Linked DNA regions of Homo sapiens: region 1 is linked to region 2. A link is a contact called in ENCODE Hi-C or POLR2A ChIA-PET data. All regions are on one chromosome and are shown on one strand. The core of a region is the stretch at or near the end of the contact, and the rest is flanking DNA. Distances in the headings are between cores, read along the strand shown. Region 1 has its middle 110 kb from the start of CT47B1. Region 2 has its middle 96 kb from the start of C1GALT1C1.

Region 1 (3,659 bases), core at 858-3,357, 44 kb after region 2:
CCCAGCTACTCGGGAGGCTGAGGCAGGAGAATTGCTTGAACCTGGGAGGTGGAGATTGCAGTGAGCCGAGATGGCGCCACTGCACTCCAGCCTGGGCAATAGAGCGGGACTCCGTCTCCAAAAAAAAAAAAAAATTGGACACTCCTTATTTTGGGTTTTTTGATGGTTCCTCATGGTTAGATTGAGGTTATGTGTCCCTGTTTGGAAAACTACATAAGTGGTGCTGTGTCCATCTCAGTACATCACAGAGGTCCTTGATATCCATCTGCCCCTTTGATAATGCTAACGTTGACCATCTTTTCAAAAAGTGTTTTCCAATTTCTCTACTGTGTGCTTACAGTTTTTTCCCTTGAAAGTAATAAGCAGTCTGTGAGAATAGTGTTCCAGGCAGGGGGCCTAGTAAGTATAAAGGTCCTGAATCAGGAACATGCCTGGAGTATTGGAGACACAGCATGGAAGCTGGTAAGGCTGAAGCAGAGTGAATGAGGGTGAGACCAGAAGGAGTTAGAGGTCAGAGGAATATGAGGTGGCAGACTGTGAGGGCTTTAGACACCATTGTAAGAAATCTGGCTTTATTCTTACCAAAGTGGGAAGCTACTCAAGGTTGAAAAGGAGCAGCTTGTCATTTTTTGTTATTATTATTATTATTTAAGGGTTCCAAGTTTAGAGAAGCTAGGTCTCAGTGAAGCAACTTGTTCCCAGAGAACAGACATTTCTCAATTATTAGATTAGATAAATTAGATGAATCAAAACACACGACAGCACTCTAGACTAATGGTGATGGTAAAATTGCTCATATAAGTGAAATCTCAGACTGTGAGTCTACAGATGTCAATATCTTAGATACGACTTTTCAAACTTAAGAACCTATGAGGGAATAGTATATGTCCAAGTACAAAAAGGAAATATGGCATTCTTATCCAGTTAGTCATTCAACAGGAAGGACTTCATCAGGCAATATTTGGTTACAGGAACCTGAGCCATCCTGTTTTGCTAAAAGGATGTATGACTTTTATGTTTCTACATGAAAATTTACTTGATATAGTTTATAAGTGGACAAATGCTGAAAGCAGATGTGTATCCAAAGATGACTAGAAAGAAAAGGATGATGTAGAAATGAAAAACAAAACATCATTGAATCAGTCATCTGAATTGGTTTTTGGGAATCTAAATATGAAAATATTTTGCAGTTATTGAGCAAAGACGATGGCCATTCTTCTTTCAGCAAAATTATGAGCTGCCAAAGTTTTCAATCTTGGCATTATCAATTAATTAATTTATTTTATTTTATTACTTCTATTTTTTTGAGTCAGAGTCTCACTCTGTCACCCAGGCTGGAGTGCAGTGGCACAGTCTTGGCTCACTGCAACCTCCGCCTCCTGGGTTCAAGGGATTCTCATGCCTCAGCCTCCCGAGTAGCTGGGACTACAGGCGTGCACCATCATGCCCAGCTAATTTATATATTTTTAGTAGAGATGGGGTTTCACCATGTTGGCCAGGCTGGTCTCGAACTCCTGACCTCAAGTGTTCTTCCTGCCTCGACCTCCCAAAGTGCTGTAATTACAGGCATGAGCCACTGCACTGGGCCCTTTGAGGCTGATGAAAGCTCCAGGATCAGAATTAGGGGGAGGGGTAAGGTCATGCTGCCCAGTGGTTACGTGCATGATTGCTGGGCTAAAGACTGCTATGCTGAGGGAGCCCGGGAAAAAACCCTGGACATGATGGAGACATCGCTAGGGCCGGAATGGCTGAGGCATTCCCATTCCTTTGGCTTTGACTCTATTTCATATGGAGCACCAGATGTCTGGCCAAAGGATGTCATGCCTCTTCCCTTGCCTAGTGTGTGTTGTCTGCCATCTGCATGGCATTTGAAATACACTTGGGGTTTTGCTTAAGAATCCAAAGAAGGCATTTATTTTAATCAGAAATTGTTTCCCATTCTTACTGAATATAAAAATAATAAAATTGTAAGTATATAAACATGGACAAGCAACAGTCACCCTCCCCACTTCCACTCTCCAGAGATGACCGCGGTTAAGTTTGGTACCTATTCCTCCAGATGTTCTGCCTACCAGTACTCAGGTCAGCTGTGTTTTATGCAAGGAATGTGTTCCTGAGGGCACCACATAATTAGATATTTGCGTAATTCAAAACCAGCCTTGACAAAGGAAGGGCAGAATTTCTGTTTGTCAGCTAAACTGGTGCCACCATGTGGCAATAGTGTAAACATGACTTACAGTTCACTTAGACTTCCAACTTTGAAATTATGTGATTCTTAGTGACATTTTAATTTGGGAGGACTTGCATTATTTCAAACGTTGTACATATACTGAAGCTAAAATATTTTATATCACAATATTTCAAATTCTTAAAATTCCAATTTATTTAAAATGTGTTAATTTTAAAATGGTATCATATTACTAAAGTTTTTCTAAAACTTGCTTTCTAAAATTCAGATAACCATATATTTTGGGCATTCTCCCATGTCAGCAAATGTACTTTTGTTTCTTTCTTTTTAAGGGCTGTGGATCATTCTGGTGTAGCAGTGCATCCTAATTCATTTAACTAAGTCTCTATATTGATGGATAGTTCTTCCCAGGGATAAGGTCTCCTTCTTCTGTCTTTCTGTCATCAGATTTGTCTTCAGTTTCAGGGCCCTCAACAAATCTATGTAGTTCTCAGTGCCAGAGACTTGTGGCCAGAGAAAATCAAACTTCTGTCTCTTGGCAACCATTCAAGCAGTGACCCTGAGCCCTGACCAAGTGCCCCAGAAGTCACTTGCTTTTTTCTGCACTAAACACACTTGGCATTGTCACTGAACTGACCTGGTCTGATGTTGTAGGATGGATTCTGTGGAAGTAGTTGCTGAAACAGAGTTTGAAATGTAAGCTATTTATTAGGAATGTAACACACAGCCAACAGATATTAAATTATTGGAATTCAGGGGCTCAATTTGAGTTAAGGGGTTCACTTTGAGTTAAGTGTTTCTGTCCATATTCCCTTAAGAGCAAAGTGTGTCAAGAGAACTGGGTGGGGTTTTTAGTTGGTTTGTTGGTGGTTGGCCTTTTACTTTTTGGTTAGAATACAAATTAGATTCAAGAATGCTCCATACCTGGAGGCTCTGACACAGTATGGAATTCCAAGCTTTATGGGTCATTATGGCTATAATCAACCTATATAATAGTCTTCAGAGTGACTTTCTCAAGCTTTTTTCCTCGTGTCTGAAGGCTTCAGTTAGGCAGCTTTTAATGTGAGGAACTTCACTTCCTCCTATCTTTTCCATAGCATTAATTATCTATTCTGGAAACTTCTGCTCTAAAAACAGATGTTACTCCAGGAACTTCTCTAAGTTTTACTCATTAGTGAAAAGCATTGTACAGAACCTTTTGGGGAGGGGAAAGGAAAATGACTGCCGCCATCTAGCTTGACCCTTCCTCAGTCCTCACTTCCCTGGTTGAGACAAGTAGGGCTCAATAATGTCTGTCTTCTCCTCTTCTTCCTGAGTATACCACCAGATGGCATTTCTCTGCCCCCTTGCTCCTAGATGGGGCTGTATTACAGTTCTTGTCAGTGGAATGTGAGCCAAAATGATGAGTGCCACTTCTAGGCCTGGCACATGAACCTGCCAGAAAAAGAGGATCCAGTGGAAGACCCAGAGA
Region 2 (3,230 bases), core at 538-3,037:
GAGAATCGCTTGAACCTGGGAAGTGGAGGTTGCAGTGAGCCGAGATTGTGCCACTGCACTCCAGCCTGGGCGACAGAGTGAGACTCCATCTCAAAACAAAAACAAAAACAAACAAACAAACAAACAAACCATATGCGCTAGAATCTCTAATATACTTGGCTGGAATCCCAGAAAACCTGGCATGCCTTAATGTTTAAGAATCTCATTCCATTTCTTATTAATCTCTTGAAAGCAAAGAAAATCTTATAAATCCTATTAGAGACTGTCAGGAGTTTGGACTAATGTTTTAGATGGTGGTGATCGCCCTAGTGGCTGTTAAATACTTTTAGTTTTACTAGTTTTTTTTTTTTTTTTTTTTGGAGAGATGGGGGCCTCTTGGTTTATTGCCCAGTCTGGTCTCAAACTCATGGCTTTAAGTGATCCTCCTGTTTTGGCCTCTCGAACTGCTGGGATTACAGGCATGAGCCACCATGCCCAGCCACCCTAGTGGCCTTTGACCAGCCTCCTTGTGCCCACCATTTACAATTTTTTATTTTTGCTCTCAGAAGATTTTTAGAAACAAGCAAGGGAAAACAGAGAAATCATTTATAGAGATGCAAAACCAAACCAAAATGAAATCAAAATTAGAGTGCTCATAAGAATTTTAAATGAAGCATGGAGATCAAATAAAATATTAAATTGGGTGTGTAGAAAGAACCAAAAGTAAATTCACCAGAAAAAGACATGTCTCACAGACAGGGTGTAACTTCTATAGAAACTAGAGTACTCAAACCAGAAGGACATTGTCTTTATACCAGAAAGACAAAAAGTCTTTTATCATCCTAGGAGGAATGTAAGGTCTCTTTTTAAGGTGGCCTTATTACCAAGTCCTGAATAAAGTCAAAATCATCTACAAAAAGAGAGAGGCTTGGCCTGACAGAAGACTCATCAGGGCAGAAAAACTAGGCTGCAGAAGCAGAGAGCTCAAAGGGCTCAAGTGAGTGCTGTACACCAGTTCCAATAATCACCAATTCCTTCGGATAGAGATCTTTTTCAGGTCCCACTTCTGCACACCATTTATGTCAACCTAAATAACAAACAGAGAGAGGCCCTCCAAAAGAAAATGATATGTATTCAGGAATAGAGCATTGCAATGTTAATATGTGTCCTAGTAAACTATGTGCGTTTTTGGGGAGGTAGATGAAGACAAAGTTTTTAAAAGAAAAATGAGGATTACTTAATTGTTTGGAGATACTTATCCTTGGCTACAAGGATCAGTAACAAGGGTGGCATCACTCCAAGGCTGGACAGGCAGCTGATGGGCAGATATCCTTGCAGAAGTATTTTTGTGTGTGTGAGGTTGTGATGGCCTTTGTGCAAGGTTGTGGTTTTTGCAGTCTTTTCTGAAAGTTCTTGTTATCTGTCATTTATGCATGAGAATCCTCCCTTCATGGTCTTCCCTGGCTCTATTTGTCATTTTTTTTTTCCACAGTGACTCCATTTTGATTCTGAGAACTTTCACAGGAGTTCCCTACTCCATCATTTTCATAGATGTCACCTGGAATTTTTTCCTTCTTTTTCATGACCTTGACAGTTTTGGGGAGTACTGGTTAGGTATTTTTTAGAAAGTTCCTCCACTGATATTCGTATTATGTTTTTCTCATAATTATGCTGGGGCTGTGGGATTTGGGAGGAACTCCACAGAAGTAAAGGGCTATTTTGACCACATTATATGACTGGTATGTACGATCAACATGACTTATCACTGTTAAGAAAAGGGGAAGTAGAATGTAGTGGTTTAGGGGTTTGGGCTCTCAAGTGAAACACATCTGAATTCAAACCCTAACTCCTCCACTTGCTTGGAGCTTTTCTGAACTTTGGAGCTTTTCTGAGCTTCAGTTTTCTCATGTGTAAAACAGATGTAATAATAGCAGCTACCTCATAGGGTTACTGTGGAGAAGCACATGAGAAGATTCATGTGAAGTGATTAACTTGATGTCTGGCACATAGTAAGTACTCAATATAGGTGAACTAGTAGAATAAGAGGATGCGTGTTTATGTGGGTAGGTGGATATATACAAGAAAAATTTATCAATTAGTATTAGGAGGACCTGAAATGATTTTTATTATTTAAAGCCATAATTTTATTGAAAGATTTGATGGGAAACCCAGAGTTCCATGGGGAGATATTAGATAATATGGGAAATTTTGTACAATGGGGCATTACTCTGGAGGACAGGCATAGATGGTTACTGTAGTTTTAGTTCCTAGGTAGCTAGGGGATAGTATAAGGAATTCCTGACATTATATTATATTTGTGGTCAGGGAGGGACCCTAGAAGAAAAGAAAGGGGTGACAACTATGTAGTAGTTAAAAGCACTACTATTGAAATCATACAAACCAGGGATCAAATCCTAGCTTTCCATTCATAGGCTTTGTGCCCTTGGGTAAAGTGACTTAACTTCTCTCAGCTCTCAGTTTCCTCATCTGTAAAATGGAGACAATAAATTGAGTAGTAAATGAAATAATCCATGTAAATGACCCAAAGCATTTGGTGTCCCATAGTGCTCAGTCGATATTAGCTGCTCTTTACTACCTTACAATCGTGACTTAGTCTGGGGACACCCAATAGAAGTCATAGGTCTTCAGATCAGAGAGGATTTTGTGCGAAGAACTGGCTTTAGGAAGCTTCGCCTTTCAAGATGGAGGATGTTTTGAGCTCCTTCTCTTTCTAGTCACAGTTTCTGGCTCAGGCCTGCTGCAAGCTGCCCTAGGGGCAGGGTGCTTTTATGATATTTGTGATGGCTAAAAATCGTTTTCTTAAAAAAAATACTTTTGATGTACAATAAGAAAGAAAATGGAAACCACATGGAAAATTTAGCCCATTCCAATACGTTCTTAGTCTCCCATTCTACATATTGCTAGGGCCTCTTCTGCAGATGATGGCTGAGAATATCCTCTGTAGAGCAATAAATCACAGAATCATTAAATGCATCCTTGCAGCTGCACCAGGGCTAGTTAGAGGCCTATTCAAGAAAAGGGCTTATGTGGAGGGGATTTTTCCTCCTTCTTTTAAAAAGCCACCTGTACCATTTTTGTCTTGGTTTTTAAGTGGATGATTTAAGATATCATTTTCTTCCTCTACTTCTATTTATGATGTACAAATAGTCCTTTGTTAATAGGGAAAGAAAAACACCACAAACTCAAATGCCAAACCTAATTAAGGCTCCTTAGAGAAAGTGTGCCTCTTT

Evidence for each region. Hi-C counts contacts between places; a loop is a spot of excess contacts on that map. ChIA-PET counts read pairs that join two places held with the same protein, here RNA polymerase II (POLR2A). Pooled maps may share reads with other maps.
Region 1: a map of B cell shows a loop between it and region 2 (4-fold over the local background). The contact joins two enhancer-like sites. A Hi-C loop is called at or near these places in 4 of 168 maps with a recorded cell type or tissue (B cell, PC-9, endothelial cell of umbilical vein and 1 more), 5 of 37 single-sample maps with no recorded cell type and 7 of 50 pooled maps. POLR2A ChIA-PET finds 5 or more read pairs at or near these places in 5 of 52 experiments (BJ, H1, IMR-90 and 2 more).

What each region holds. Positions count from the first base shown.
Region 1 is chrX:120,767,969-120,771,627 of GRCh38, forward strand. No RefSeq gene overlaps it. Among named protein-coding and RNA genes, the nearest start is that of CT47B1, 110 kb to the right of the region's middle. Within about 2 kb of position 2,108, at least 3 of the 41 ENCODE cell types and tissues checked have a DNase peak (open chromatin) inside an H3K27ac peak, as active enhancers do.
Region 2 is chrX:120,724,729-120,727,958 of GRCh38, forward strand. No RefSeq gene overlaps it. Among named protein-coding and RNA genes, the nearest start is that of C1GALT1C1, 96 kb to the left of the region's middle. Within about 2 kb of position 1,788, at least 2 of the 41 ENCODE cell types and tissues checked have a DNase peak (open chromatin) inside an H3K27ac peak, as active enhancers do.